2 separate regions of the Homo sapiens genome follow, and region 2 is linked to region 1. Evidence: read pairs that join two places in POLR2A ChIA-PET (ENCODE). Cell type or tissue: HepG2. All regions are shown on one strand.

Region 1 (4,000 bases):
ACAAAGTTTCCTTGAAAGCTCCCTGGAATGTCAGATTACAGGGCACCTCAATAAAATATTAATTGAGTACCAATGATGCGCAAAGACTGTTATACACTGAAGGAAAAAATAAGAGATAGCTCAAGGGGTTTCTACTTGGGTAGGAGAAGTTAAAAACAGCACATCAGTGGCCCATATTTGGTAGGCCCTACAAACCGCCTGCAAAGTTCTACAGTTGTTTAAAGAAGGAGAAAGGTTGGGGTGGTTAGGGAGAGGGAGATCAGAAAGAGTTTCCTAGAGCAAGCTTTTGGCATGGCTCTGAATGGGGGGGAAATGATGGCGTGATGTTGCCAGGTGGAACTGGAGGAAGGAAAGAGAGGACAGAACACAGCAAACTTCTAGGAGAAAGGGCAGCATAAAGAAGGGTTCCACGAAGGCAGGCACATGGAAGGTGGCAGATAAATAATGAACAGCCTATCTTAGCTGAAACCAAGAAAATGCAAACGGGAATGGACAATGGGTGGAGGTATGGAAAGATGGTGTAGTATTTCCGGAAAGCTAAGGTGAAGAGATAATAGAGACAGGAGGAATGGGTGAATAGGACCAAGTAGATGGTTGGTGGAGGCTTTTATAAGAATTCATTCCTTCAGATGAAGAGTATTGAGTACGGACTATGTACTGGACATTCAGTAATAAAACAGACATGACCTCTGCTCTCGAGGTGCCTACTGTCAAGTGACTGCAAAGACTTAAGAGGAAGTGAATGGTAAGGAAAGTGAGGCAGCAGGTCTTACTTACTTCAAAATAAAATGGATAAAAGAAAGGAAGAGTTTTTGCAAAGAAAGCAAAAGGTTAGCCTTCTTTAAGGATGCAAAAACATGTGTTTTTCTTTGTGTGTGTGTGTATATTCCTTAAAATAAGGAGGTATCAGAGGAAGAGCTTGAGCAAGTCAACAAGGGCAAATAAGCAGAACAAGGTATCAGAAGAGAATAGTAATGGATTCTCCTAAACTTCTGATGGTGGTGTAAACTGACACAACTATATGGAAAGATAATCTCTAAAAATATCTATCAAAAACATCACAAACGGCCAGGCACTTTGAGAGGCTGAGGTGGGGGGATCACTTCAGGCCAGGAGTTTGAGACCAGCCTGGTCAACATGGTGAAACCCCATCTCTACTAAAAATACAAAAAATTAGCCCAGCATGGTGATGCACGCCTATAATCCCTGCTGCTCGGGGGCGCTTAGACAGGAGAATCGCTTGAACCCGGGAGGCGGAGGTTGCAGTGAGCACAGATCGCACCACTGCACTCCAGCCTGGGCGACAGAGCAAGATGCTCAAAAAAAATTAAAAAAAAAAAAAAAAACAAGCCAAAACAACAACAAAAACTGTTTTACTGTCAATTATAAATGTATAAGAAAATAAAACATAGTAAAACATCTATATTTAGTGTATTATAATTTAAAACATTAAAAACATGAAGAATTGGCCAGGCACGGTGGCTCATGCCTATAATCCCAGCACGCTGGGAGGCCAAGGCAGGTGGATCACGAGGTCAGGAGTTAAAGACCAGCCTGGCCAAGATGGTGAAACCCCGTCTCTACCAAAAATACAAAAATTAGCCAGGTGCAGTGGTAGGCTCCTGTAATCCCAGCTACTTGGGAGGCTGAGGCAGAGGTTGCAGTGAGCCAAGATCGCACCACTGCACTCCAGCCTGGGCGACACAGTGAAACTCTGTCTCAAGGAAAAAAAAAAAAAAAAAAAAAAAAAAAAACCATGAAGAATTGAAATTGTATTTATCTGTAAACTTATCTAGAATAGTCCAAACAGTACTTACCTTCTTCTCATCTATCACATAACTCACAATACAGAGTGAGAATATTTTCTGTGCCTTGGAGAATTGTCATATTCCATATTCCTTTCTAAGTTTAGATCAGTTTCCAATGTTTTCACATAAGCTTTGCACCTTCAACATTATGAAATGTCTCCAAGAGGAAGTTTTGTGGCAGTGTCACTCCCTCTGGGATATCTTCATTCTTTTTCTCACAACCACTCTCCTCATTTATGTCAAAAAATTCAGCTTCACTAGACTCCTCTGGCTTCATATCTGGAGTCTATTGCACCATGGCAGTGTTAGCATTCCCACGGTTAGCTGTTTCTTCCATAACTCCATTTACTTTGACTTCAATTTCACTTCCAGCATTATTACCTCCTTTCTTTTCTTTACTTTCATTCTTCATCAGTTCATTCACTTTTTCAATTATCCACTTTTTGAAAACGTCATATAGGTTTACCTCTGAGAGGCAAAGCAACAACACAACTACATGCTTTTGCTGTCTGTGCATGAACTGACTAAAAGATGCCTATGGGCTAATCACTGGCAGATTTTGAAAGAAATGATGCAATTGGTCACTGACCATAACTTGCACTTGCTATTTGCACAGTGATTTGTGGACTGATGAGCTAGCAGCAAAGTTTGTACTTTACGCAATTACTCACAGTTAATATATCTTGGTAAATGAAATTTGAACTATGTTGTTGGGAGCTGGTTTTATTTAATTAAACTGTGGTAACTGAAATTTGTGCATGTCAGAGAATCATGCAAAGCTAGTACTAACTGTACTCTCACAAGTGGCCAAAATAGTTGTCCAAGGTGTTTATTTCAAAACTGTATTCATAAAACAAATGAACAAAAAAACTAGGAACAACCTAAGCTCATTTTAAGGAAGCTGGTTGAACAAGTCATATTTTACTTATACAATAAAATACTCTCAGAGGGTTAGGCTCAGAGATAGGCATGTCAGAAGGCTGAGAGGAAGATATACACACACACACAAAAACACCACATACACACACAAAACAAACTAAGGTATAGCAACAGGAAGCTAGAAACAGCTGATGAGGAACCTCTTCAATCTTCTTGGCCAAGTAAGAAGCATCTGGGTGGGAGTGTGGAAGGAATAGAGAGGGCTTAGGGCATCCCATGTGAAAGATGGCAACAAACCAGTGGCGACAACAAAGACTGTCAACGAGGGAAGAGTAAAAAGACCCTCCAGCTCTGGGAGCCCAGCTTAATCTGAAATCATGGAATATAACAAACTTGAATGGCCTGAAATTCTAAGAGTGGAAGTGGGAAAATGGGGGAAAAAAAAAAAAAAGACGACATGCCCTGGGAGAGGGAAAGGTGGGGAAAACAGAATACAAAAGGGGATAAGAGAATTAAGGCATGGGTGGAATGGCTGAAAGGGGCAGGACAAATTGGATATGAGTATATGAGTAGAAGAACTAGATGGACAGGAAAACTACTATGGAAAGACTAGGTGGTAAGCAAGCATTTAAATGGTAACCATTGGTTTAAAATACACATGGTTTATATATAGCTCTTTATCCTCTTGTTAAGTAGCTGAAGACACATGCTGACTTTTAAAAATCACCTCTTCATTATTAAAAAGAAGTTCTTGATTTACCTTTTATAAGATGAGGCATAGCATAGAACTGAAACAAAAGTATGACAATAGAAATGATCATTTCTCATTGACAGTCACATCCATAAAAGATGAAATTTAGAATATCTACTACTTTGTTACAAAACACCTAATCAGAATGATTTTTAGTAGGAAATTCCCCTTCAATAATTTTCAGAGCTGTGAAACCTAATTTAGTTTGAATTTTCCTGTCAAAGCAGTTTAACTCATCAATATCATAATCTACCATCCATTTTAATCTCCATAACAATTTAGGTATTTTTCAAATTTTAATATTTTCTAAGAAACCATAGAAATACATCTTATCTTAGAAAACAAGAAACTGGGAGACAGAAAGTAAAAGCAAAGTTTTTGGAATATTTGGAGTTTCCTGCTTCTTTAGTTAACTAAATCATTAGTTCTTAGACATTTAGTGAGTCAAAAGAAATACTAAAAAAAAAATTTTTTTCCCTCACCAATTCCCTCAAATACAATGGCATTAATATCATGTGTATTATTCTTTCTGTATCAGGCATTCATTGAAATACGAGTGTCC
Region 2 (4,000 bases), 58 kb after region 1:
AGTTATACATTTGAAAGGAGATTGGAAAAGAAAGCAAGACACAGAATGATTTTGAGGAAGGAAATCAGTAAAGATATTTTTTGTTTTGATTTAACTTCAGTTCTGAGATACTGTAAGTAGCAAGTATTCTATTGAGGGCTGTAATAGGGAAATGAATGTCTTTTGTTTTTTCTCCTCAAACATAAAAAGTTGAACTTGTGTAGACATTTCATAGGAATAAGTTCTGTGCAAATGGAAAAAGTGAAATATAAAGATGCATTTTGATTATTTTTACACTTTCTTCAGAATAGAGATATTTGAATCTTGTGAATCACAAACTGTAAAAGGCAGCAAGTTTTTATTTTAGTAAATTATTATGTATCTTTGAAAACGGGGATGGAAACTCTGTAGGTCACAATGTGAGGCTGTTATCAGTCTGTCCACAAGGAAGCAGTAAGCTCCTCAGCTCAGAGTTAAGGCTGCCACAAGAGATGAATGGGCAGCTCAGCTCTCCAGCAGTTGCTGTATTATAAACACAGTGAAATAATCACAGAGACAAAAAGGACTTTAAGGATTCACTCAAGTATGCTCTTTGGCAGTAAGCTGTGACTAGGGCCCACTGGGAAACAGCTGCTGATGACAGCCCAGTCTGGCAGCCCCTGCGAGAGGTGGAGTTGCTTTTGCGGAGCAAATTTGGGCTTCAAGCTAATCATGATTCAAGCGGGCATTGAAAAAAACAATCACAGGTGCCTCATAGAGAGCCTTGTTGCCATGCGACTCTATTATGTCAAGAAAATAAATAATGATAAATAATAAGATCATACCAGCTGCCACTTATTGGACATTTAAAATATGCTAGGCACTGAGCTATGTGATTGCAGATTGTCTCCACTTGGGACTACTTCACTTGGGCTGACAAAACAGAACCACCTAGAGAGCTGTGCCTCCATCAGTCCTCTGCCTGAGGCAGGGATCACCATCTCTTTTCATGAGAAACCTAAAAGGTTTCCAGTCCTTTCGTTACAGTCCATTTTACCAATGAACTACATTTTAAACCAATGCCCTTTGTATAGAGTTGGATATGAGGTTGTTTCCAATCTTGTAACTCCTAAGAATGTTACAGAGAATATCTTTGCACATACCGTATTTCCCAGTGTGACTACATCTGTAGGATTCACACTTACAAGTGAAAATGCTGGGTCACTTTTTTAAGTCTCTAAAGATCCTTGCAAATAGTCCTCTACGTAGGGTGAATGGATTTACTCTCCCACAAGCAATGCATGACAGATCCTGTCCCACCCCCACAACTTCTCAATATATAGTGATGACAATAATAGCAGCCACATGTTGGTATCTACTACTTTCTAGGCGCTATTCTAAATGATTTATATACATTAAGTCACTTAATCCTCACAGAACTCTAAGAGATAAGTACTATTATTTCATTACCACTTTATAGATGAGGAAACTGAGGCAAATAGAGATTAATACATTTGCCCAAGGTGACACAACTAGTCACGCAGGCAGGCTTTTAATTTAGGGTTCGTGCTTTTAAATCTATGGTTATACTGCTCAAGTTTTATTTTTGCAATCTGATGGATGAAAAGAGGGTACCTCATTGAAGGGTCTATTTGTATTTCTCAGATAATAAGATTGACATTCTTTATGTAATGATTTGCTCTGCCCCCTTCTGGGAATTGGCCATTCCTTTTTGTTTGTTCATTTTTCTACCAGGCTCCTGGGCTTTTACTTATTGACTCATCATACAGTCAAGGCCTTTTGATTTTACTCATGACTTTTGCTCCTAAGTGTTTATTTTTTCTATGCAATATTTTGTTTTTATGTAGTCACATTTATTGATCTTTTCTGGTTTCAGGTTTTTATGTCATACTTAAAATTCTTTCTTCTAAGTTGTTTGTCATTTTTAATTCTAGATATGGGTTTTATTTTACAAACAGCTACCTATTTTTTCTAAAACCATCTGTTGAATATCTTTTTCCTACCTGTTCCAGTCATCACAGCTGCATAACAAACCACCCCAAAATTAGTGGCATAACTGAAAAACCATTAGATAGTCGCATGCCACATAATGGTGTTTTGGTGGATGATGGACCACATATCCAACAGTTGTCCTAGAAGATTATAATGCCCTGTTTTCACTGTACATTTTCTAAGTTTGGATACTCAAATATTTGCCATTATGTTACAGTTGCCTACAGTATTCTGTACACTAACATGCTGTATAGGTTTGTACACACCTAGGTGTGTAATAGGTTGTGCCATCTAGATTTGTGTAAGTACACTCTATGATGTTCGCACAACAATGAAATCACCTAAAGACCCATTTCTCTGAATATCCCCATCATTAAGCAGCACATGATTGTATTATGCTCACAAGTTCTGTGGGTCAGGAATTTAGAAGTGTCACAGCAGGTAAGGCTGTCTCTACTCCACGATATCTGGAGTCCTCAGCTGGGAATACTTGAGGGCTGGGGTGATGGGGATGGAATTATCTGAAGACTTTCTCACTCATTGGTTGATACAGGCTATTACCTAAGACCTGAGCTGGGGCTATCAGCCACAATGCTTATTTGTGGTCTCTCTATGTGTCTGCTTGGGCTTCCTCAAAACATGGTGCCTGGGTTCACTTCCTCCCAAGAGTCAAGTGATAGGTACCACATTTAGACCTAGCCTCTAAAGTCACATAGTGTCACCTCCACATTTGTCACAAAGCCCATGCAAAGTCAAGAAAATGAAACACAAAGTTAACTTGTAGGAGTGAGAAGTGTCAAAATCAGATCATACAAAGAAAATTGCAAGCATCTTTGGAAAATATTATATATTTCTTTTATCATGTACTGAATTGTATTTGTGCTGAAGACTATTTTGAGGTTCTCTACTGACATATTTACATAACTGAACCACATTGTTTAATTATTACAGCCTTGTAACATATTTAATGTATGCTACATCTACTCTTCCTTCATTATAATTCTTTTCCCGAAGTGTTTCTAGCAAGTTTTACCTTTTCGTTTTTCCTTATGAACTTAGAATAAACTGACATAATTAAAATATCATGTTAGTATTTTGATTTGGATCACCTTAAATACATAAATTAACAAAAATAATTTTTATCTTTTTGATTTATCACCTTTGGAATATGGTAAGAAACAAACTCATTATTCTGAGAATTGATACATAAATGGAATAAATAAAGCATTTATCTTATTCTTCCTATTTGAATAGTACCTCAGGATAACCAAATAATTGATGAGAGACTATTATTCTTTGTATCAAAATTCAGCTAATAAATAACAAAAGAGTGATAGAATTGGAATACCATCTGTTTACAACCCCTAATGCAATAACAGATCTGGGCAATGATCATCTGTGACTGTTGAAACCGTTAGGTGAAAGCCTGATATGTGACATTAAAATGGATGTAGACCAAGCTGTTAAGAGCTTTGTTGACTATTCCTTTTTCATACTCCTGAAATCCTTGGGTTATATCGTCCTTTCCTTCTTTCCTGATTATTCTCTTGTGTTCTTCTGATCACCGCCGATTATTAACAGATATCACTTATATCTTGCCCACAGAATTTCTTCATACTCTAACTCCTACCATGATCATGGGCAATGCTAATGTTCATGGTCATGATGTTCCTTTACCTGCTAAATCTGAGAATCTTTCTGCTCACTCTTCTCAGCAGGTCACGGCTCCACTCTGGATCTAATATCCACCTGGAACTGCCTACCCTCTGAAAATATAAACTTCAATACTCTAGTTTCTGACCAGAGCCACTTATTCTTTCAGCCAACCTGCATTTCCACTACTCCTGTTCTTTAACATGATCTTGAATTCTTTTCTTTTATCCCAGTCTATCACATCCAACATCCATCATGTCTCTTTTTTTTTAAGAGACAGGGATCTCCCTATGTTGCCCAGGCTGGCCTCAAACTCCTGGCTCAACTGATCCTTCTGCCTCAGCCTCCCATGTAGCTGGGACAGGCATTCACTGCC

Evidence for each region. ChIA-PET counts read pairs that join two places held together with the same protein. Peaks named below come from ENCODE experiments on the same cell type or tissue, not always from the same donor. Only the 100,000 strongest peaks of a DNase experiment are listed, where the experiment ranks them.
Region 2: POLR2A ChIA-PET joins it to region 1 with 6 read pairs; 3 of 35 experiments call an interaction of 5 or more read pairs at or near these places.

The regions. Positions count from the first base shown.
Region 1 is chr6:131,842,798-131,846,797 of GRCh38, reverse strand. The region is part of intron 1 of ENPP1 (ectonucleotide pyrophosphatase/phosphodiesterase 1); the gene reads right to left. Among named protein-coding and RNA genes, the nearest start is that of ENPP1, 37 kb to the right of the region's middle. In HepG2, no CTCF peak of the experiment used is centred here; a DNase peak (open chromatin) is centred at 2,397; H3K4me3 peaks cover 2,774 bases.
Region 2 is chr6:131,785,030-131,789,029 of GRCh38, reverse strand. No RefSeq gene overlaps it. Among named protein-coding and RNA genes, the nearest start is that of MIR548H5, 5.1 kb to the left of the region's middle. In HepG2, a CTCF peak has its summit at 430; DNase peaks (open chromatin) are centred at 439 and 1,709.